3 separate regions of the Homo sapiens genome follow, and regions 1 and 2 are each linked to region 3. The links are chromatin loops, found by intact Hi-C in ENCODE. Cell type or tissue: HepG2. All regions are shown on one strand. Region 1 overlaps MTHFD1L (methylenetetrahydrofolate dehydrogenase (NADP+ dependent) 1 like). Region 2 overlaps MTHFD1L (methylenetetrahydrofolate dehydrogenase (NADP+ dependent) 1 like). Region 3 overlaps LOC124901432 (a long non-coding RNA gene).

Region 1 (8,000 bases), 61 kb before region 3:
CACTTGCACTCTGGAACTCTCCTAAACCAGATACGGCCCACCACGTGGCATGGTGTGGATCCTGGACTTTCTGTCATCCGTTAGGTTCATATTCTTGAAGCAAGTCTAGAACTATTTTCTGAGAGATTCCCTGGCTGTTGTTCTGTGTTTGGGTGGGTTAGTCACCTTTTTAGGTGAGAGACTTGATTTGGGTACACAGTTTCACAAAAGTATTGTCAACCCTGCTGGCCAAGTGACTGACGTGCTGGGCATGGGAGCACACTCCATCGGCATGGCAGAGTGGATTCACTCCATGCCATTGCCAGAGAATAGGACTTTGAACCACAGCCACCCGGCTTTTTCTGAAAGGCCTGCTTGGGCAATGATGCCTGGAGAATTATCTGAAGAATGCAGTCTGTCCATTCCTCTGGAGATGGTCTAGTTTTTATCCCCAGACCAAGCTGAACCTCTTAGAGCTGTGCATTTATATTGTGTGGAATTGCCTTCAGCGACGTGTTCTATAACGTCGTGTTCTTGTCACCTTTTGAGGGACACTGGTGCTGTGGGGAAGATCCTCACCAATACGCAACAGCAGGGCCCTGTTCTCTCACCTGCCATCCCCTCTGGAAAGCTCACAGAGAGGGTTTCCTGGGTTGCTCCTTTTCCAAGCAGGACTTCTACTGTAGACTTACAGCTCCAGTTACAAGCCTGTGTGCTTGTCTGTTTCCCCACAAGGTGTTCTGACCTGGGAGGGAAGGGACGGAATCCTATTCATCTCTGAATCCTAAATGCCAGGCCTAGCACTTGGCACACAGTGGGTTCCAGTTGTGGAATGAATTTTTTTCAGTCCTGACAATAAATGTTGGGGTTCTTTAGTTTGTTTGTTGTTATTGTCTGTTTTATTTGTATTTTGGGGTTTTTTGCTTTTTCCCCCAGGGAATGAAAATGCCTTCTCCATATGAACCAGACATATCCTGGGGCTGGGGCTGAGTGTCCTTTGTTGTTTGCTCTAATTATAACTAATGAACAGTTCAGCTCTGGTAATTGTAGGCTTGCTGGACCCAGTGCCTGCCTTCTAACTGAATCTTGACTCTGCTCCATTATGTATTTTCCATGATCCTGATTTCTGTCAATCTAATTTTTAAATTTCATTCTAAGGCAAACCTGCTCATGTTCTTCGCTGAAATCAACCTCCCCTTTCTGGAATGGACATATGGAAAATTGGAGGCAAAATATAATAATGGTGGTGACTCAGACTGCTTTAAGGCCTGAGAGACCGGCCAGGTACTGTGGCTCACGTCTGTAATCCCAACATTTTGGGAGGCTGAGGTGGGTGGATTGCTTGAGCCCAGGAGTTTGAGACCAGCCTGGGCAACATAATGAAAACTCATCTCTACAAAAAGTTACTGGGCTCAGTGGTGTGCACCTGTAGTCCCAGCTACTCAGGAGGCTGGGGTGGGACCATCGCTTGGGCCCAGGAGGTAAAGGCTGAAGTGAGCTGTGATTGCGCCACTGCACTCCAGCCTGGGCAACAGAGTGAGACCCTGTCTTAAAAAAACAAAAAGACCCATGAGACCTAGACTCCCCCTGTCAAAAATACTCACACACACACATATACGATAAGATAGTATTTCTACCTTTTCTTTCTCAAAACATTCCACAGAACAGTCTTACCTTCGAGGAGAGCCGTATGCATGACCTTTTGTTTGTTTGTTTGAGACGGAGTCTGGCTCTGTGGCCCAGGCTGGAGTGCAGTGGTGCCATCTCGGCTCACTGCAACCTCCGCCTCCCAGGCTCAAGTGATTTTCCTGCCTCAGCCTCCCAAGTAGCTGGGATTACAGGCGCGTGCCACCATGCCCAGCTAATTTTTGTATTTTTAGAAGAGACAGTTTCACCATATTGGCCAGACTGGTCTCAAACTCCTGACCGCACATTATCTGCCTGCCACCACCTCCCAAAGTGCTAGGATTTCAGGCATAAGCCACCATGCCCAGCTGGAGGCCTTATTTTTACTGCTATTCAGAGAACCTGTGGCTTATCCATGGAGGGCTTAAGCTTTGCCTTTTCTCTTGCTCATTTCCATACCTAGCAAGAGCTTAAGCTGGTTTATTGCACTGACATTCTAATGAAATATAAATAGCTTCTCAACAGAGAGATAAGAAAGAGGAGTATCTAGTACAGCAAGACCCTCTGGGTGGGTCAGGGCCAGCTGGGGCCGTGCCGGGGCTCTGAGTGGAGGAGGTGGCGTGGGAGCACTGATGCTCGGGCTCTGTCACATCCGTTTTTGGCATTTGTCCTGGCAAAGGCTGCATTTCTGATCTTTCAGAAAGCTGTGGGTACACTGTACAGAAATGTGTTTTGCTTGCTTTGAAGGATGACCTACTGGCTGACAGCCAGCCAGAATTAATTCCATATACATTTGCAGATTTTCAGTATGAGAGACGGCAATTAGCCTACAGAAACCCATTTAACCCCCGAGGTGGAGCTGTATGGTGAAGACTGTTATTTATGGGAGTCTGTGTAATTTGCCTCTGTGACAAGGGACAGCCATGGCTCAGGAGGGCCCACGCCACCCTCCTTTTCAAGGACTCCTGCCCCTGCCTGAGTGGCTTGGCCTGGCCTGGCCATGTGAGTCTTGTGGACACGTGCACATCAGTCAGGGACCCCTGTGGTATGGACCAAAGGGTTGTTTTTTACTGTTTTAACTTATTTAATAGCATCTCATCAGTATTACAGGCATGTGCCGCCACGCCAGGCTAATTTTTTTTGTATTTTTAATAGAGACGGGGTTTCACCATATTGGCCAGGCTGGTCTTGAACTCCTGACCTCAGGTGATCACCCCGTGTCAGCTTCCAAAGTGCTGGGAGTACAGGCGTGAGCCACCGCACCTGGCCCACAGAGCTTCTAAAGGAAATGTGTTGGTTTTTTAATCAAAGTTGAGGCAGTGCCTCAGTGAGGGGCAGGCTGGAGCAGTGGTAAGCGCGCTGAAGGAGTCGGGCTCTCTGGGCCCAAAGTCCTGCCCTGGCCACAGAGTGGCTCCCTTCCCCCTGAGGTGGGATGATGTTCTCCAGGGCCTTTTAGCTCCAGGCTGCTACAGTTCTAAACTGGTGGTGGTGGTGGTGGTGGTGGTGGTTGTGGTGGTTGTTTTAGATGCAGTCTCACTCTTTTCCCCAGGCTGGGATGCAGTGGCATGATCTCGGCTCACTGCAACCTTCGCCTCCTGGGTTCAAGCGATTTTCCTGCCTGCGCCACCACGCACAGCTAATTTTTGTATTAGTAGAGTTGGGGTTTTGCCATGTTGGCCAGGCTGCTCTCGAACTCCTGACCTCAGGTGATCCGCTCACCTCAGCCTCCCAAAGTGCTGGGATTACAGATACGAGCCACCGCACCTGGCCATGATTGTTGTTTTTATAAAATCAGAATATAAAATTTGAAAATGTTCTTTTTTGGTGAGAAATGAGAACTACCAAAGGAGTAAAATGCTCTAAAAGCCATCAGGTCCTTCCCACAGTATTGAGGCTCTGCTCTTACCATTTTGTTAAATAAGTTTTGTTCCTAACACTCTTTGTGATATGAAGTATTCTTGCTAATCAAGCTGCCCGGAGACTGGCGTTTCCCAGAGCAGTTTCGAAAGTGGAAATGATGCTGCATTTCCTACCCACAGTCTGGAGGGTGGCTGTGCTCTCTGCACGGTGGGTCTGTGCTGCTCAGTTACGGGATGGTAAGGGAAGGCTCTAACTCGGTGTCTTACACCATGCACTAGGGAGTCGCCCGCTTTATTTACGAGCGAGTTGATGCTTTCAGTGGGTTTTGGCTTTGCCTGGTTCCAGACTCAAGCCCTTCCTCTAATGTAGGGCGGGTACAAGAGAGACTTGAGCAAGGATATTGGGATTTAAGGGAAGGGCAGTGCAGGCCAAGGTCAGCAAGAGGACATCTCTAAGATGAACAGCACTGCATTTGTGGGAAGCAACCCTGCCATAAACAACTCAGTTAACGTTTACATAGTAAATAATTGCATTGCCTTGGGCTGGAATAGGGACGCCAGAAGGTATAGGACCATGTGGAATTCAGAAAAGGGAGCCCTGAAGAATGAGATTTTATTGTTCTTACCAGGAGAGTCCAGGTGCTAGAGTTCTCTCCTTGTAAGTGACTAACCTTCTCCCTTTTGGTACACAATCCTCAGATGAACGGAGATGATTCATTAGGCCATTCTAGCTTAATGGATGCATCACTGTGCAACCACGCAAATGCCTCATTTCTGATTCACTCATTTAATATTTATTGAGGAGTGCTGGGTACTAGGCCATTAGAAGAACAAACAACAACAACATAGGCCTGGACCTTGCACTTGCAGAGTTCACAGGCTAGAGAGGCACACAAGTTAAATATAGAGACAGCTGAAAGAGCTGACGTCTGGGACAGAGGGAGCCCCCTGCTCCAGGAGCCAGGGAGCAGATGCCATGGGGGGCTGGCAGGGATAGGGAAGTCAGGCCAGGAATGGGGTTACCTAAGCCGGATCATGAAGGACGAGAACAGACTCACCAGGGGTCGAGGGACAAGGAGGCAGCAAGTCCGCAGCATGAAGGCAGGAGAGAACATTGCTGTAAGCCTTTACCATGGCCACTGCATGGGGAGGAAACAGGAGATTTGGAATGAGCTGTGACACTGGGCAGGAAAGCAAGACCCAGGTCTTGTGAGGCCTTGAGCGTCAAGCTTAGGAGTCAGGACCTGGGGATTTTAAGTACAGCAATATCATAATTACATTCATGTTTCAGAGAGATCACTCAGGCAGCAGTCTGGAAGGTGGAGTGGAAAACGGAGAAATTAGTCATGAAGACCTATTTAGAAAGTAGTAGGCAAGAAATACCCAGGGCCTAACCTGAGGTGTAGGCAGGGGATGGGAATGAGAGCAATTACCGAACTAGAATGAACTAAACTCAATGAACAGGAGCGGGGAAGAGGGAATGCAGAAATGGCTCTCAGATTTCTGACTTGTTCGCTTAATGACTGGGGTTGTCATTTGTTTAGATAAGCAATAAAGAACCTAGAAACAATTTTAGGCGGAAGATAGTTGTGTTGGGAGCCCCTAAGACCATGATTTATTACAGCACAAGGATACAAAGCAAAATTAGCAAAAGGAAACAGCACGTGGGGTCAAGTCCAGGGGAGCTCAGGCGCAAGCTTCCAGAGTACTCTCCCCATAGAGTCACACAAGATACACTTAGTTCCTCCAGCATTGAACTATGACGACACCTGAAATATTGTCTGCAGAAGAGGCTCATTAGAGACTCAGTCCCCAAGGTTTTTATTGGGTAATGGTCACGTACCAAATTTCAGTCTCTCAGAACAAAAGCAAATGTTCAGCATAGACCATTTTGTTTGTGAAATTTAGGCACAGTGAGCCCCTCTTGTCAGTTAGAGGATAGTTGAAACCCTCCCACAATCCAAGTTCTCAGACTCAGGCCTGCTACATTATTTCTTTCCTACACAGTAGTGGATTTGGTTACTAACATGTTGGATCTGAAGCATTTGTTGTAATTTACAGTGAAGATGTCCACTGCACAGTTCCGTATTGAGTCTGAGGTTCACTGGAGACATCTGTGCTATCAATGAAAGTTTCTGGAGTCATTAGCCCCTCAAAGGGTCATTAAAACCAGGTCTTCTAGAGAGAAAGTCTAACCCTGTATTCCTTTAAACCACCATAGAGACCATCTAGTTCTTCACATTATAAAAATGAGAAAACTGAGTCCCCAGCGATGTGGCTTGGTTGCACATTTTTCTATTTCAAGTCTGTTACTCCTTCCATCATACCAGACTGCCTCACAAAATGACAAAGTCAGGCATTGTTCATAAAAGAACAAAATGGCATTTAGGTTATAAATCAGGCCCTTGTAAGTTTGGTTAATACAACTTATTTCCCAAAGATCCTGGTCCTCAGACCCTCAAAAGGAGAGCTGATCACATCAAGGCCTCTACCTGGAAGGAATTTCTAAGCAGCCTCTAAGTCAACTGTTCATGTTCAGTCCACCTTGATTTACAAAGAACAGTGAATCATTAAGACCTTTCTCTCCAAGGCCGGGTGCGGTGGCTCACGCCTGTAATCCCAGCACTTTGGAAGGCCGAGGCGAGCGGATCACGAGGTCAGGAGATCGAGACCATTCTAGCTAATACGATGAAACCCCGTCTCTACTAAAAATACAAAAAAAATTAGCCAGGCTTGGTGGCGTGCACCTGTAGTCCCAGCTACTCGGGAGGCTGAGGTAGGAGAATGGCGTGAATCCGGGGGGCAGAGCTTGCAGTGAGCCAAGATCGCGCCACTGCACTCCAGCCTGGAGAACAGAGACTCCATCTCAAAAAAAAAGACCTTTTGCTCCTCTTTGCTCTTGTGTCTGTTTAACAGATTTTTATGTTAACAGGCACTCTGTTTGCCACTAGGAATAAAAAGATAAATGGGACAAAGTCTTTGCCCTCAAGTTACTTATATTCTAGAGCCAAGAAAGAGATAGATGAAGAACACATCTTATATATTAGGACTGTGTTGGGGGCAGGAGTAGGCAGAGTAACCCTTTGGATATGGGAAATGAAAATAAATCAAACTCAAAACAAGTTTATTATTTGCTTGAAGCTCTGGTAAAAGATAAAGTGAAACCTGCAAACTGTAAAATGAAGTTGCTGCTACACATTTCTCCAGTTTTGGATTTCATTCTTGGATGGCCTTTAACTTGGATAGAAGGATACAAGACAGCCATATATATATATATATACAGCTGTTGCTCTTTAAGATATCCACTTCACCCTGTTGTGGGGTGGGAGGAGGGGGGAGGGATAGCATTAGGAGATATACCTAATGTAAATGTCGAGTTAATGGGTGCAGCACACCAACATGGCACATGTATACATATGTAACAAACCTGCACCTTGTGCGCATGTACCCTAGAACTTAAAGTACAATAAAAAAAAAAATTAAAGAAAAGAGATCCACTTCGCTCAGCACATGTGATTTGGCTTTGGTCTTTGGTGTTAATTTGGATGCCTAAAGAACTGACTTTCCTTGATGCTCACTCCAGCCTTTTTAGGACTAGATTGGATACATTTACATGTTTGCTGGCTGTTTTTTCTACAGTCACACATCCTACCCATAATAATATTGCAATATTCTAAGTTGTCTTGGAGGATATCATCAAGTAGGTGTCAAGTAAAACTTAATGGTAGACTGTAAATTTTAAAACAAGTTACAGGTCATTTGTGTAGTCTCTCTCTCTATATATATTAAAAGAAACAAAACTTTTCCCTCTTGAATCTTTATTCCTATCTCAGCTTCATTTATTGCCTCGTTTGTCATCTAAATGGTCTTTGTTCTTTCAGCTTTCAAACATGATTAATTGACATTGTGCAGCATAGCACAGGGAAAAGGCTGAATATTTTGTATGATGAGTAATCTAGTTAAACGCCCATCTTTCTTTTCAACTTTACCAACAAATGTGTCTTATGCAGATGTAAGGGCGGTTTGCTTATTTCCCTGTTCAAAATTTTATGCTATTAGCCTAGCATAGCATGTTTCTTTTCCATTGAGCTAGCCAAAAATAATATTGACAAATTCATGAAGCCTTCCATCTGATACTGTTGCAAACTTATGCAAATGTATTTTAGACTGTTAAGGGAATGTAAGAATTAAATAATTAAACATCCAAATGTCAAGAATGGGATAGGAAGAAGTAACTGGCCTCATGTTGGAAGTTAATGAAATATTTGAAAATATACCTTTAAAATCAAAGACATGAATTTGTGTTTTGGGTTTTTTTTTTTCAGATTTGAATAAAGCAGAGTATAATATTATAGTTGCTGCAGGAAGTTATGAGCATTTCTGGAAGTGCTTATTTTCAGCACATGCTACTTAGAATTTTAAAGGACATTCAGTGTATCTTTGTCATGAATCTTTCTACTGGGACCAGGCCACTCCTGGATGAACTCACAGATTGAGAGCTTCTCAAAATGTAAAATCAAATTGTCTTTTAAAATA
Region 2 (8,000 bases), 110 kb before region 3:
CCCACAGTTCTTTCTAAACAATATTTTGGAAAGGAGCATAATGCAACCACTTTTTAGTCTCAAGCTTCACATCTGATACTCAGGCCAAGATTGTATAACCATATGGTAATGGGAGGTTAGAGGCTCTTGTCCCTGAACGAAGAACAAGAGGATTAGAGTGAGTTCTTTGATGACAGAGATTTTTCATTGTTTGTACAGATAGTTTTTCGGTTCACTGATGCTGCAACTCATCAGATTTCATCTAAAACTATTTTCCTTCTCTTTCTGTTTATTATGATTTCTCCTCACAACTCTGTTATAATACTGGATTGTTTCTAAGAGCTTTGCTTGGAAAACACAAATTCGATTTTAACTTCTTTAAAGACTTTTTATATTTACCTATCCTAATATATATAGAAATTACAGACATTATAAAGGAAATATATTCCTTTCCACAGAAAACCTGTGCATAGATTTTTGGGGGTTTTTTTGTTGTTGTTTGCTTGTTTGTTGTTTTTTTGTTTCATTTTTAGGAATTTCCAAGTGGAGAATAAGACATTTTATACTGATTAATCATTTTGAAATAAAATAAAATTTCTCTATCATAATATTCACATATGAGACGAACTGCCAAATCTGATTTCTTAATTGGTATACTGTACTGTGTATGTGACAAAAGTCATATATTCAATGATTATTGCATAGTCAAAACAAGTAGCAGGTTTGCCATCATGAAACGCTGTAAAGCAATTCTTTCTCCTGGGAGAGGTGGACATGATTTTTATACCATTTTACAGATAAGGAAGCTGAGTTTTGATAGGCTTAGGGAATATGGACAATGTCAGCAGGCCAGCAGAGAGCCGAGAACTTCAGATCTAAATCTCCTACTATGTCCACCATGCAGAGCTGGATGTTAATGAAGGGCAGAAGTTTTCTAAATCCAAATCCACTCCTAATACCCGACACTTAAGCACTTCATTTTTGCCTAAAGCTTCATCATCATTTCAAATGCAAGAATGATATAATACAGATTAAAAGTAGTAAATCATAAAGAATTCTGACTTCACTCAAAACACCCCTTGTTGCTACAGTCCTTCCTGGATTTTAGACATTGAATCTGTATAACAACTTCTATTTTTAAAAACTACTTCCGCCCATGTAGGATGCATTTGGAATTCTCCCTCCCTGCCCTGCCACCCTGAAAATTATAGAAAGGGCTTAGAGATTGTCTGATCTCATTCAGTCTTTATAAAGAGAAAATCTCTGAGGCACAGGGAGACGCAGTGACTTGAGTGGTGTCACACATCTATTTCAGGGACTGATCAGATCTACAGTCCTGGTCTCTTGACATCAGTCCCATAGTTTTCCAGACTCTGGTCTCTGTCCTGTAAAAATTCTCTACATGGTTTACAATCCTATTTCATTCATCTTAACATATGTGCTCTGTTATTCAGTGGTTGCACTTTCGTGCCACATTAATCCTTTGTGTCTCTTCCACTGCTGCTTAATGTCATGGTTCTCAGCCAGTGATCATGGTAACATGGAACAGGGTTAGTAGGCACAGATATGGGTGGAGGATAAGAAAAGGTGGGGACCAGCCAGGCGTGGTGGCTCATGCCTGTAATCCCAGCACTTTGGAGGCTGAGGCAGGTGGATCACCTGAGGAGTTCAAGACCAGTGGTGGCGGGCGCCTGTAATTCCCACTACTCAGGAGGCTGAGGCAAGAGAATCGCTTGAACTTGGGAGGCAGAGGTTGCAGTGATCTGAGATTGCACCATTGCACTCCAGCCTGGGTGACAAGAACAAAAGTCCATCTCAACAACAACAACAACAACAAAAAAAAAAAAAAAAAAAAAAAAAAAAAAAACCAGCAGGGACCAGGAAGCCCTGTGAAGCTAGGCATCCCTCTCCTGGGCTCCAGTAGTACCTTCTGCCTCACATTGTTTCATGAATGCCTTGTTCTGTGTCTCCCTATGTAATTCTCAATTCCTTGAGTTTAGGGACTGTGTCTTATTAATTGGTATGGTCCAAGTGTCTGGCATGGTCTATATGCAGGGAGTGTTTTCAATAATGGCAAGATAAATGAACTTTCATCCTCTTAATCCTCTATTCCATAGTGCTCATCTCGGTGTCCTTCCTTCATATTGAATAGCTCTGTATTTTTGAACCATGATTATTCATTTCTACTTCTGTTTTCTTTTTTCTTTTTTGCTACAAATACTGCGCTGGGATCGACTTCCTTTTGATCATTACACAAATAACCATGGCTGCCTCTTATGTTTATTCAGCTTGTTTTTTTTCCATAATTTGTACAGTGGAAAATCTTGTGGCCCTTGAATTTGCCCATTTTAAATTTGCCCTCAGTCATTTTAAACTCACATCCTGTCCCCCAGAGTGCTCGGCCATTCCCAGTGCAATCCAATAACTAATATTGTGCTATGCTTTGGGATCCACAGATTCTTTCACAATTAGATCTTTAAACTAACCATTGTATGAATCAGCATTCTTCACACATAGAACCAATAAGGATGTGTGTATATATAGAGAAAGATATTTATTGTAAGGAATTGGGTCACATGATTACAGAAGCTGGCAAGTCCAAAATCTGCACTGTGGGCTGGCAAGCTGAAGACCCAGGAGAGGCAGTGGTGCTAATGCAGTCTGAAGGCAGCAGTCTGCTGGAGAATTCTCCTGCTCTCAGGGGAGGCCAGTCTTTTTGTTGTACTCAAAAAGGCCTTTGACTGGTCAGTTGAGACCCACCCACATTATGTAGGACAACTTGCCTACTCAGAGGCTGCTGATTTCCATATCAATTTCATCATAGACACCCTCACAGAAACACGCAAAATAATGTTTGAACAAATACTGGACACCCTATGGCCCCAGCAAAGTTGACACATAAGATTAACCACAAGGCCAGGCACAGTGTTTCACCCTGTAATGCCAGCACTTTGAGAGGCCGAGGTGGGAGGACTGCTTGAGCCCAAGAGTTCGAGACCAGCCTGGGGAAGATAGCAAGACCTCGTCTCTACAAAATAATAAAAAATTATCTGGGTGTGGTGGTACACACCTGTATTCCTAGCTACTGGGGAGGCTGAGGCAGGAGGATCACTTGAGCCCAGGAGTTTGAGACCGCAGTGAGCTGTGATTGTGCCACTGCCCTCCAGCCTGGACAACAGAACTTTATGGCAATTACCGTAAAATGATTTCGAATGGTGATGTACTCTGTATAAATCAAGTATTAAACATATTATTAGTTTTATGTTCTAATTTGAACCAATGTTTGAGAAGTTTCATACTGTTCCATTGGCTCAAATTAGAATCATCCAGGGAGATTTTAAACATTACTGATCCCAGGTTCCCCTCCCAGAACTTCTGCTTTCATTGGTCTGGGTGGAGCCCAGGGATCAGTGTTTTCTAAAAGCTTCCCGCAGGAGTTTAGGTTTAGCCAGTGCTGCCAGCTACTGTTTTAAAAGCACAAAACATAGAGGTACATTTCTAAAAATTGAATGTGATTATGTTGTTCTTTCTTTCAGATCGGTTGTGTAAGCATTTTTATAGGATTATTCTTCATGTTTTCTCTCCTTATTTCAGGTAACGGCTGGTGTTCCTCTTAAGAAAGAATATACAGAGGAGGTAAGAGGAGCTGTTTAGATGCTTATGTGAAGAATCTCTTAAATCCAGTGACTCGTTGGCTTTCAGTGAATGAGCCCTCCTTCAGTGGCCTCTTAGAAAAGTGCTGTTCTGTCCGGGCGCAGTGACTCACACCTGTAATTTCAGCACTTTGGGAGGCCAAGGCGACCGGATCACATGAGGCCAGGAGTTCAAGACCAGCCAGGCAAAACCCATGGCCAACATGGCAAAACCTCATCTCTACTAAAAATACAAAAATTAGCTGGGCATGGTGGCTCACGCCTGTAGTCCCAGCATGAGAATCGCTTGAACCTGGGAGGCAGAGGTTGCAGTGAGCTGCGATCGCACCACTGTACTCCAGCCTGGACGACAGAGTGAGACTCTGTCTCAAAAAAAAGAAAAGAAAAGTGCCGTTCTAAGAATCCGAGAGGAAATGGATGGGATGAAAGGATAAAATTCATTCAGTTAACTCTTAAATATCAAGAAAAGATGGATATAGGCTTTGTCTACTATTGTGTACTCCCAGGGTAGCCATCAGAGCAGGAACTCAAGGTCTCCAGGTCAGAAACAAATATGAAGCTTACACTTCTGTATTCTTTTGTCATGGAAGGTCTATATACAGTTGGCTTTATGATTTACAGGAGTGGCTTACTCTTTTCTGTAAATAGACTTTGATTTGCTGGCAGCAGTACCTCTTAGCTCCTACAGGTGGCGCCAGGGATCTGAGCCAGGAATACCTGGTCAGAGCTCCTCACCCACCTGGGGCCTTGTGCCTGTCAGGCCTCAACCTGCAGAGCATGGGCGCATTGCATAGACCCTGCAGCCTGTCCTCAGCAGGGTGAGCTGCCAGGCTTCAGACCCACCCATATGCCATTGGATCCAGAATCATTTTAGAAATTATTTTGAAGACGAACCTCTTTATTCTTGCAGCCATCTTTCTTGGAGGAAAAAGTGAAAAAAGATGTAGCAAATCCTGCCAGAGAGGTGCTGGCAGTTTAGCTTGGCAGGTTTGGTGGGAGACAATACACAGGGGTCTGGGTTTTGCTTTTTTCTTTTTTACAGAACATCCAGCTGGTGGCAGACGGCTGCTGTAACCTCCAGAAGCAAATTCAGATCACTCAGCTCTTTGGGGTTCCCGTTGTGGTGGCTCTGAATGTCTTCAAGTAAGTCCAGCCTCCTCCTTTAAATGTGGGCATTATCACTAGGCCACCCTGTGAACGATATTTGTGTCTTGGGGTATTTGGTCTTTCTGTGCTTCATCTAAAAGTATACAGAAATACCCAGTTCTTTCTGTTTGTTTATTTGGTTTGGTTTCATTTTAGCAAATGTGTTCTCACAATGTTATTAAGGAAGTGAAATTTATATATAGTGAGTTACTATCTCCTTGGCTTTTTTTTTTTTTTTTTTTTTTAATTCTACCCAGCATTTTTGTCTGAAACAAACTGTGAATGATCAAAGGGATATGTTATGGAATTTTCTTGATAACACCCTTAACGACTTGAAATATTTGAGTCACTTTAGAGAGGACTTTTTTTTTCCATGCTTTAAGTCTGATTTATTTAAACACGATGTGACCACTTTTGATGTTTAAAATGTATTCAGTGTTAGGGAGCGAAGTTCTGTATAAATGGTGAGTCTTTCTTTGAAAACATAGCTAAATGGATACAGATGCAAAACCACAAACATTTTCTTCACTAGGACCGACACCCGCGCTGAGATTGACTTGGTGTGTGAGCTTGCAAAGCGGGCTGGTGCCTTTGATGCAGTCCCCTGCTATCACTGGTCCGTTGGTGGAAAAGGATCGGTGGACTTGGCTCGGGCTGTGAGAGAGGCTGCGAGTAAAAGAAGCCGATTCCAGTTCCTGTATGATGTTCAGGTAAGATCTAGTAAAAACAATGGCTCACATTTCTTACACCTTAGCATGGGTTGTCCCATTCTGTTGTCACCACAACCCTACAGATAAGAAAACTAAAGATAGAAGAGTTTAGGCCCGGTGCAGTGGCTCACGCCTGTAATCCCAACACTTTGGGAGGCTAGGGCGGGCAGATCACTTGAGGTCAGGAGTTCGAGACCAGCCTGGCCAACATAGAGAAACCCCATCTCTACTAAAAATACAAAAATTAGGTGGGCATGGTGGCGTGCACCTATAGTCCCAGCTACTCGGGAGGCTGAGGTGGGAGAATTGCTTGAACCCAGGAGGTGGAGGCTGCAGTGAGCCAAGATCGAGATCACACCACTGCACTCCAGCCTGGGCGACAGAGTGAGACCCTGTCTCAAACAAACAAACAAAAAGGTAGAAGAGTTTAAGCCATATGACAAAGTCACATTTCCAAGTACAGACCCTAGCTCCTTGTCCCAAAGCCTGTGCTTTTGAAGACTCCCAAATCGCAGTCCTAAGTGAGGAGGTACTTTAGCGAACAGGATTTGACAGCTGACGCTTTCAGGAGTTGCACAGGAACAAGAGCAATTTCGTGAGGATTGGGAAACCATGGGAGGTATTTTCCTTGTTCATTTCTCTTTTTTTTTTTTGAGACAGTCTCTGTTGCTCAGGCTGGAGTACAGTGGTGCAATCTCGGCTTACTGCAACCTCTGCCTCCCAGGTTCAAGCACTTCTCTGCCTCAGCCTCCTGACTAGCTGGGATTACAGGCACCTGCCAACACGTCTGGCTAAGTTTTTGTATTTTTAGTAGAGACGGGGTTTCACCATCTTGGGCAGGCTGGTCTCAAACTCCTGATCTCATGGTTCACCCACCTCGGCCTCCCAAAGTGCTGGGATTATAGGCATGAGCCACCACACCTGGCCTCTGCTTGTTCATTTCTGTTATGGTTCTTTTCTCTTGTGGTTTTATTGAACTATGTCTAGTGTATGTGTGTGTATATATACATACATAATATATTTATTTATTTTCATTGTGGTAAATATATATATAACAAAATTTACTATCTTAGCCTTTTTTTTTTTTTTTTTTTTTTGAGACAGAGCCTTGCTCTGTTGCCCAGGCTGGAGTGCAATGGCGTGATCTCGGCTCACTGCAACCTCCACCTCCCGGGTTCAAGCAATTCTTCTGCCTCAGCCTCCCAAGTAGCTGGGACTACAGGCGCAAGCAAGCGTGCCTGGCTAATTTCTTTTTTATTTTAGTAGAGTCGGGGTTTCACCGTGTTGCCCGGGCTGGTCTCGAACTCCTGAGCTCCGGCAGTCCACCCGCCTCGGCCTCCCAGAGTGCTAGGGTTGCAGGCGTGAGCCACCACACCTGGCCCATCTTAACCATTTTTAAGTGCACGTCAGTAGTGTTAAGTACATTCACATTGTCATGCAGCCAATCTCCAGAACGCTTTTCATCTTGCAAAACTGAAACTGTACCCACTGAACAACTCCCCATGCCCCTCCCTACAGTCCCTGCCAGCTACCATTCTCCTTCATTTCCATGAATGTAACAACTCCAGGGACCTCATGTAAGTAGCATCATACTGTGGCTGGCTTATTTCACTTAGCATAATGTGCGTGCATGTTGTAGAGTGTCAGAATTTCCCTTCTTTTTTTTTTTTGAGATGGAGTTTCGCTTTTGTTGCCCGGGCTGGAGTGCAGAGGCACCATCTCAGCTCACCGCAACCTTCTGCTCTCGGGTTCAAGCAATTCTCCTGCCTCAGGCTCCCGAGTAGCTGGGATTACAGGCGTGCACCACCACGCCCAGCTAATTTTTGTATTTTTAGCAGAGACAGGGTTTCACCATGTTCGTCAGGCTGGTCTCAAACTCCTGACCTTGTGATCCACCCACCTCGGCTTCCCAAAGTGCTGGGATTACAGGTGTGAGCCACCGCGCCCGGCCAGAATTTCCTTTATTTTTCGGGCTGAATACGCTCCCATTCTTTGGATATCCCACATTTTGTTTCTTTGTCCATCTGTGGATGGACACTTGAGCTCCCCCTCACAGCTATTGTAAGTAATGCTGTATGAGCATGCGTGTTTATGGCATATGGCATATGTACAAGTATCCCTTCAAGACCGTGTTTTCTTTTTTTTTTTTTTTTTTTTTTGAGACGGAGTCTTGCTCTGTCGCCCAGGCTGGAGTGCAGTGGCGCAATCTCGGCTCACTGCAAGCTCCGCCTCCCGGGTTCATGCCATGTTTTCAATTCTTTTGGAAATGTATTCCCAGAAGTGGGATTGCTGGGTCCTCTAGGATATTTTTAAGCACATGTCGATGGTTCAGTCAGAAGACCTGAGCTTCCCAGGGCTCACTCTCCTCCTCAGATCGTCTGTCTTTGCACCCGTCTGACATCTCCATTCTGAATTTTGTGGTTCCGATTCTGGCTGATGGATTTGTCTTCAGGGGTAGTGCATGATTGTGGAGTGCCCAGGCTTCAAGCTGATTGCTGCTTCTCCTGTTCCT
Region 3 (8,000 bases):
CAAAAATTAACCAGGTGTGGTGGCAGGTGCCTGTAATCCCAGCTACTAGGGAGGCTGAGGCAGAATTGCTTGAACCTGGGAGGCAGAGGTTGCAGTGCGCTGAATCGTGCCACTGCACTCCTACCTGGGCAACGGAACAAAACTCCATCTCAAAAAAAAGAAAAATACTTTGAGTCGTACATTTAAAAATGGTTAAAACAAGCTGAGCATGGTGGCATGTGCCTGTACTTCCAGCTACACAGGAGGCTGAGGCAGGAGGGTGTCTTGAGCCCAGGAGTTTGATGCTACAGTGTGCTATGATTATGCCACTGCACTCTAGCCTGGGTGACAGAGTGAGACCCTGTCTCTAAAAATAAATAAACAAATAAATAAATAATGTTTTAAACTGGTTAAAACAGTGCATTTTATGTTACATATATTTTTGCTCAAAAATTGAAAAAATAAGGATTTTTGTTAGTATTTCAATTTTTGGCTACTAGAATGATTAACATTTTTATTGGCTATGTTTAAAGGCATTATAATATCATTTATTTTCAACATACTGCCCCAAATTTGAACATCTTTCAAACGTAGCTGGGCAATGGCAGACTGGCTAGAATTGCCCTTTTTGGGGAGAGCAGATTCAGAAGGAGTGAGGGTAGAGCCTCAACAGCCTGGCCTTCTAGCCAACTCTCTGCTTCCTGCCCATACAACCTCAGTCACTTATCCTCACGATGCCTTGGTTTCCATGTCATATAATAATAATTGTGGCCGGGTGCAGTGGCTCATGCCTGTAATCCCAGCACTTTGGGCAGCAAAGATGGGAGGATCACTTGAGCCCAGGAGTTCAAAACCAGCCTGGGCAACAAAGCAAGACACTATTTCTGCAAAAAAATAAAAAAATTAGCTGGACGTGGTAGCACACACCTGCGGTCCCAGTTACTCAGGAGGCTGAAATGGGAGGATCATGTGAGCCCAGGAATTTGAGGCTACAGTGAGCTATGACCACGCCACTGCACTCCAACCTGAATGAAAGGGGGAGACCCTGTCTTCTTAATAATAATAGTAATAGTAATAATAATATAGTTTTATAGGGTTACCATGAACATATTAATAAAATGTGTTACAAATGTAATGTGTTTAATACAGTGCCTGGCAGGTATTAAGTGCTTATAGTTAAGCTATTCTTAATATTATTATTACAGAATTTAGTTTTTTTAGTGAGTGATTGGGATTTTTTTTTTTTTTTTAGATGGAGTCTCCCTCTGTCACCCAGGCTGGAGTGAAGTGGCATGATCTCGGCTCATTGCAACCTCCACTTCCCAGGTTCAAGGGATTCTCCTGCCTCAGCCTCCCAAGTAGCTGGGATTACAGGTACGTGCCACCACGCCCAGCTAATTTTTGTATTTTTAGTAGAGACAGGGTTTCACCATATTGGCCAGGCTGGTCTCGAACTCCTGACCTCAAGTGATCCACCTGTCTCGGCCTCCCAAAGTGCTGGGATTACAGGTATGAACCACCGCTCCTGGCCTGATTTAACAGAGAAAAAATGATTAAGAAGCACTGATAATTCCAAAGGAAAGAACTATAGGGAATGGCTTAAAGGCCTACAAGGAAACTCTGTACTGGGAAGTGAGAAAGAGCATGAGGCTCTCCTGAATATACCCCAGTGGCATGTTGAAGGTGTCAGGTCTGAGATGAAATCATTCTGCGAGAGAAGAGTGTGCTGAGCATAGAAACAGTCTCTCCACATGAACAGACCTCTCAGCCTGTGCAGCTTCTGCTTCCCAGGAGCTCAGCCCGTGGCAGAAGTTTTCCTGATGCAAAGATTTCACTTTCACTATTAGGCTGTCACTATGCCCTGACAGCTTCCCAGGTGTGAGTTACAGCTACTGGTTTGAGGTTATTTTTTTTTTTTCTCTACGTATCGTATAGGACTCGGCCCATTCCTGTGAAGAGAGCACATTTCTTGCTTCCCTTAGTCACTACATTGGTGTCAATGTCAGACACTCTGTATTAGGGACCAAGGTTCCTGAAGAATCCTGGAAAAATGGGGTGGGGGTGGAGAAGGCAGTGGCTGGGAGTGAGAATACATGCTCTAAGGCCAAGAGTCCAAGAGGACACGGACGTCCTCTCCAGCCAGGCCCTGGTCAGACCAAGGACACATCCAGGGGTGGAGAGTGGAAGACCAAGAGCTCCCCATGAGCCAAAAATGAATAAATTGTTTCTAAGTAAAAGTGATAAAAAATGATGTGATGATACACTGATCATTGAAGGCGAAGAGGAGAACTTAGGAGATTTTTAAGTCATAACTATATGCTAGGACACCCTGGAAATTAATTTTCCAATTCAAAATATTTTAATTCTGGTATAAACGTTCATGAATTATTATTTACTGGGTACAGAGTTTCAGTTGGAAAGGATGGAAAAAGTTCTGGAGATGGATGGTGGTGACGGTCACACAACAGTGTAAATGAGCTTAATGCCACTGAACTGTGCACTTAAAAATGGTTAAAATGGTAAGTTTTATGTTGCATATATTTTGCCATATTACAGTTTTGGGTCTCGTTCTCTTGGCCTGGGCTCAAATGACCCTTCCGCCTCAGCCTCCTGAGTAGCTGGGACCGCAGGTGTGCACCACCTTGCCCAGCTAATTTTTAAAATTTTTTGTAGAGATGGGGTCTTATTATGTTGCCCAAGCTGGTCTCGAACTCCTGGGTTTAAATGATCCTCGCACCTTGGCCTCCCAAAGTGCTGGGATTACAGATGGGAGCCACCGCACCTTGCCAAAAAAAAAAAATGTTTTTAAGTACATTCGTTAGCACACCTACAAAACTTTTGACTCATCTGACACAAATTTGTCACTTCATTCTTAACCATATTATCTCTGCTGCTTAAGTGAGCCCTGGTTCTGACGACCTGAATTCTACTCAAACTAGTTATGCGACCTTGAATAAGTCATCTCACCTTTCGCTAATCTTTGTATTTTTAGTAGAAACAGGGTTTCACCATGTAGGCCAGGCTGGTGTCGAACTCCTGACCTCAAGTGATCCACCCACCTCAGCCTCCCAAAGTGATGGGATTACAGGCATGAGCCACCACGCCTGGCCTACAAAATGAAACTTTTGAAAAAAAAAAAAAAAAAGTCTGTTACCATCTTTTGCAGTTCTGATATTCTAGGTTTAATAACAACTGCCATTTATGAGAGCTTACAGGCTCTCTGCTGCACATCTTATAAGCATTACCTCATTCACTACTCTTGAGGAGGCCATGAGGGTGGTGTGATTACCCTCATCTGAGAGAGAGACTGAGCCTTACAGAGATCCAGGGACTTGTCCTTGACCAGTGAGCAAGTGGGTGGAGTGGGCTATGGACTCTGGACTGGAGGAGCCCCGAGCCCGTGCTCTCAGCCGCTGCTCAGCCCTGCAGCAGGAAGAACATCTGAAGCAAACTACAAAGAACTTTTCTCCCTGAAAAAGCGATTAGCCCATAATAGAAGACCTAAGTCCAGCAAAAAGAGCCGCCGTTTCTGCTGCACTTTGTTTCCTACTGGGTGACGGATGGCGCTGTCATCTCTTCAGGGAGGGAGGCTTACAGACAGGCCAGCTCGTCAGCCTGCTGGCTCCTTCAAAGTCAGGTCTTCACAGTAGGTTCCTTTATTTCTGTCTCAACAAGTTGAAATCCCCTCAAATTAGACACACACTTTTCTTATGTAATTAAAGTACAGTGAGAAGACAGGCATCATTTTAGATTGTGCTGACTCCTATTTCTCATCATTAATACAATCAAGAGTTGACTCTCCTGCGCTTCCAGACCTTGAAGCAGACATCAGCTAACTCTCAGGATGCAATGAAGGTTCACTGACCTTCAAATATTCTCTAAGTCTGTTTTTAACCACTATTCGTTCTGTCTCTCTAAGCCACGGCAAAAATCAGGGCTCTGCCCAGTGACCGTCAGCCAGAGAAGCAGGAAGAAATGCAAGAAGAGGCAGCAAGAGTACAATTGAGCCTTGGCTGCCCATGGGGTATTTACCTTCCTTGACTAAAATTGTTGAAAATCAACCTAGATATTGATAACAACAACAATAAAACCACCTTAGAACATTCGTACAATGACATTATGTGGCCATTAAGAATGAAGGAGATCGCTAATGGAATAAATCATTGTCTAAATCAATGACAGAGCTTTGCAACTTGAAGCCAAATAGAGCAATCATCTTGCAGAGATAGAGATGGATTTGAAAATAATATTAGGTCTTTAAACAAGGAGCATCCAATGCCACAACTAACAACCTGGGAAAATAATGGCGTAGGACTCAATAGGGGAGTAGCTCAAGTGCAAATAACAGAAATCTAAACCCAAGCTCACCTTTCCGCTCAATGCCACATTGGCTAAAGCTCCTTACCAGAACTCACAGAGGTGGAACTGATAGTTGTAATCAGAACTCCACTGACTAGCATTCGTATCATTATGTATTTATGCATAAGATACACACACGCACATGCACACATGTATAGCCTTCATTTTCTCATCAGGATTCAAATATTCACTCTCTTTTTTCCCTATAAATTCCAATTTTTTTTTTTTGAGACGGAGTCTTGCTCTGTCGCCCAGGCTAGAGTGCAGTGGTGCCATCTTAGCTCACTGCAACCTCTGCCTTCCGGGTTCAAGAGATCCTCCTGCCTCAGCTTCCTGAGTAGGTGGGATTACAGGCACGTGCCACCATGCCTGGCTAATTTCTGTATTTCTGGTAGAGACAGGGTTGCACAATGTTGGCCGGGCTGGTCTTGAACACCTAACCTCAAGTGATTCACCCACATTGGCCTCCCAAAGTGCTGGGATTACAGGCGTGAGCCACCACGCCCGGCCAAAATCCAAAATTTGAAAGGCCTTTTGCTGGTAACGTTAAACGTAGATTTCTGCATTGGATACTATCTATTGATAACGAAGATCTGTTACCTGGAGTGGGTAAAACCAGGTAAGTAACACTGTATCGGTTAGCTATTACTGCAGGACAAATTACTCCAAACCTTGGTGACTTACAGCAGCAACAGTCACTTATTATTTTTCATAGTTTCTGTAGATCAGAAATTTGGAGAGGCCCAGAGGGAGAACAGTTTTATTTCTGCGCCACAATGTCTGGGGGCTCAGCTGGAAGTCTGACAGGTGGGAACTGGAATCCTCTGAAGGCTCATTCCCTCACTTGTCTGACCACTGATGCCATCTGTCAACTGAGAGACTAATAGGGTTGTTGGTTGGAACACTCACATATGGCTTCTCCATGTGGTCTGGTGGCTGGGATCCAAGGGCAAGCATCCAAAGATGGAGAGAGCCAGACAGAAGCTGTATCCTTGTTATGACCTAACCTGGAGGTCACCCAGCACTGTTTCCACCAAACTTCACTGACCAAGCTGATCACAAGCCTCTACTCAGTTTTAAAGGGAAGGAACATCAACCCACATCTTTGTGGGATGAACATCAATCACACCCTAAGAAGAGCACATAGATGGGGATACATCTATAGGTAAGACCTTCTTTGGAAAATACAACCTTCCCATACAGAAAGCTGCCTTCTGTAGGGATGTCCATGATGCAATAAGTTATAAACAAGAGTCTTAGGTGGATCCTAACAGATGAATGGAAGAATATTTGGTTTCTGGTAACGTGGTGGGAGACGAGATTAGAAAGGTATGTAAGGGGCCAGGAGCAGTGGCTTAGGCCTGTGATCCCAGCAATTTGGGAGGCCAAGGTGGGGGGATCGCACAAGCTCAGCTTGGGCAACATGGCAAGGCCCTGTCTTTACCAAAAATTAAAAAATTAGCTGGGCATGGTAGCATGCTCCTATAGTCCTAGCTACTTGGGAGGCTGAGGCAGAAGGATTGCTTGAGCCCAGGAGTTTGAGGCTACAGTGAGCTATAATCATACCACTGCCCTCCAGCCTGGGCGGCAGAGCCAGACCCGGTCTCTAAAAAAAGAAAAAGAAAAATATTACGATATGAATGTGGATCATGAAAAAAAAAATTTAAGAAAAGAAAAATACGGTAGCACCAGGTTTCAGAAAGTCCAGAATGACACATTAGAAGTGTGGGCTTTATTCCGGGGGCACTAGCGATCCATAAAAGTGTTTCTAGCAAAGATTGCCTCATGGCCCTAGAGAAAATGGATTAGAGAAAGGAGAACCAAGAGTCAGGGAAACCAATTGGGAGTTATTTAAAGTGGTCTAGGTGAGGGCCGGGTGCCGTGGCTCGTGCCTCTAATACCAACAGTTTGGGAGGCCGAGGTGGACGGATCATTTGAGGCCAGGAGTTTGAGACCAGCCTGGCCAACATGGCAAAACCTCATCTCTACTAAAAATACAAAAATCAGCCAGGCGCGGTGGCTCACACCTGTTATCCCAGCACTTTGGGAGGCTGAGGTGGGCGGATTACGAGGTCAGGAGATCGAGACCATCCTGGCTAACATGGTGAAACCCCGTCTCTACTAAAAATTAAAAAAAAATTAGCTGGGCATGCTGGTGGGCACCTGTAGTCCCAGCTACTAGGGAGGCTGAGGCAGGAGAATGGCGTGAACCCGAGAGGTGGAGCTTGAAGGGAGCCAAGATCGCACCACTGCACTCCAGCCTGGGCAACAGAGCAAGACTCTGTCTCAAAAAAAAAAAAAAAATTTAAAAATAGAAAACAGTTTATAAAATAAGGAGTTAAAGATAGAAAATGTTTTTGTACAGCTGTACAGTGTGTTCATATTTTAAACTAAGCGTTACTACAAAAGGGTCAAGAAGTTAAAAAAATTAAAAGTTTATAGAGGCCAACTCTGGGCATGCTGCCTATGGGTTAGCCCTGCTCTGCAAGGAGCAGTACCAGAAAAAAAAAAAAAGTTTATAGAGTTAAAAAGGTACAGTAAGGTAAGGTTAATTTATTGCAAAAGAAAGAAAATATTTTTAATAAACTTATTGCGGCCTAAGTGTACAGTGTTTATGAAGTCTCCGGTAGTGTACGGTCACGTCCTAGGCCCTCACATTCACTCCCCACTCATCACTGACTCACCCAGGCAACTTCCAGTCCTGCAAGCTCCATTCATGGTGAGTGCCATGTACAGGTGGACCATATTTTACCTTTTTTTTTTTTTTTTGAGATGGCGTTTCACTCCTCTTGCCCAGGCTGGAGTACCGTGGTGCAATCCCGGCTCACTGCAACCTCCACCTCCCGAGTTCAAGTGATTCTCCTGCCTCAGCCTCCTAGGTAGCTGGGATTACAGGTGTGCACCACCACACCCGGCTAATTTTTGTATTTTTAGTAGAGATGGGGTTTCACAATGTTAGCCAGGCTGGTCTTGAACTCCTGACCTCAGGTGATCTGTCCATCTCGGCCTCCCGAAATGCTGGGATTACTGGTGTGAGCCACCATGCCTGGCCTTATTTTACCTTTTATATTGTATTTTTACTGTACCTTTTCTATGTTTAGATACACAAGTACTTACCATTGTGTTCCGATTGCCTACAGTATTCAGTTCAGTCACACGCTGTGTAGGTGTGTAGCCTAGGAGCAATAGACTATACTGTATAGCCTAGGTGTTTAGTAGGTTATACTGTCTGGGATTGTGTAAGTACATCCTACGGTGTTTGCACAGAAATGCCTAGCGATGTGTTTCTCCGAACATATCCCTGTCATTAAGTGATATATGATTGTATAGTTTTGTATCTGTAACCGTACACATACAGTATAAAGCAGTTTGCCTTAAAATTACACTTACTTAACACATGGCTATACAATTTTATAAAGCATTGATTTTGCTTATAAACCCCACAAGCGGTCGGGCGTGGTGGCTCACGCCTGTAATCCCAGCACTTTGGGAGGCCAAGGCAGGCAGATCACAAGGTCAGGAAATCGAGACCATCCTGGCTAACATGGTGAAACCCTGCCTCTACTAAAAATACAAAAAATTAGCCGGGCATGGTGGCGGGCACCTGTAATCCCAGCTACTCGGGAGGCTGAGGCAGGAGAATGGAGTGAACCCGGGAGGTG

What was found. Peaks named below come from ENCODE experiments on the same cell type or tissue, not always from the same donor. Only the 100,000 strongest peaks of a DNase experiment are listed, where the experiment ranks them.
Region 1: a loop joins it to region 3, with 2.1 times the contacts of the local background. A loop is called at or near these places in 2 of 110 quality-filtered maps.
Region 2: a loop joins it to region 3, with 2.3 times the contacts of the local background. A loop is called at or near these places in 2 of 110 quality-filtered maps.

Annotation. Positions count from the first base shown.
Region 1 is chr6:151,056,102-151,064,101 of GRCh38, forward strand. The region is part of intron 26 of MTHFD1L (methylenetetrahydrofolate dehydrogenase (NADP+ dependent) 1 like); the gene reads left to right. Among named protein-coding and RNA genes, the nearest start is that of MIR12131, 43 kb to the right of the region's middle. RefSeq lists enhancers at 3,965-5,164, 5,412-5,581 and a cis regulatory region at 5,497. In HepG2, a CTCF peak has its summit at 3,024; DNase peaks (open chromatin) are centred at 320 and 4,280.
Region 2 is chr6:151,010,206-151,018,205 of GRCh38, forward strand. MTHFD1L (methylenetetrahydrofolate dehydrogenase (NADP+ dependent) 1 like) reads left to right here. Exons shown (of 28, transcript NM_015440.5): 22 at 3,574-3,615; 23 at 4,675-4,775; 24 at 5,311-5,488. Among named protein-coding and RNA genes, the nearest start is that of MIR12131, 88 kb to the right of the region's middle. RefSeq lists an enhancer at 1-226. In HepG2, a CTCF peak has its summit at 4,326 (motif pointing right); DNase peaks (open chromatin) are centred at 2,826 and 4,306.
Region 3 is chr6:151,116,843-151,124,842 of GRCh38, forward strand. The region is part of intron 3 of LOC124901432 (a long non-coding RNA gene); the gene reads right to left. Among named protein-coding and RNA genes, the nearest start is that of MIR12131, 18 kb to the left of the region's middle. RefSeq lists a silencer at 1,891-2,185. In HepG2, no CTCF peak of the experiment used is centred here; a DNase peak (open chromatin) is centred at 3,449.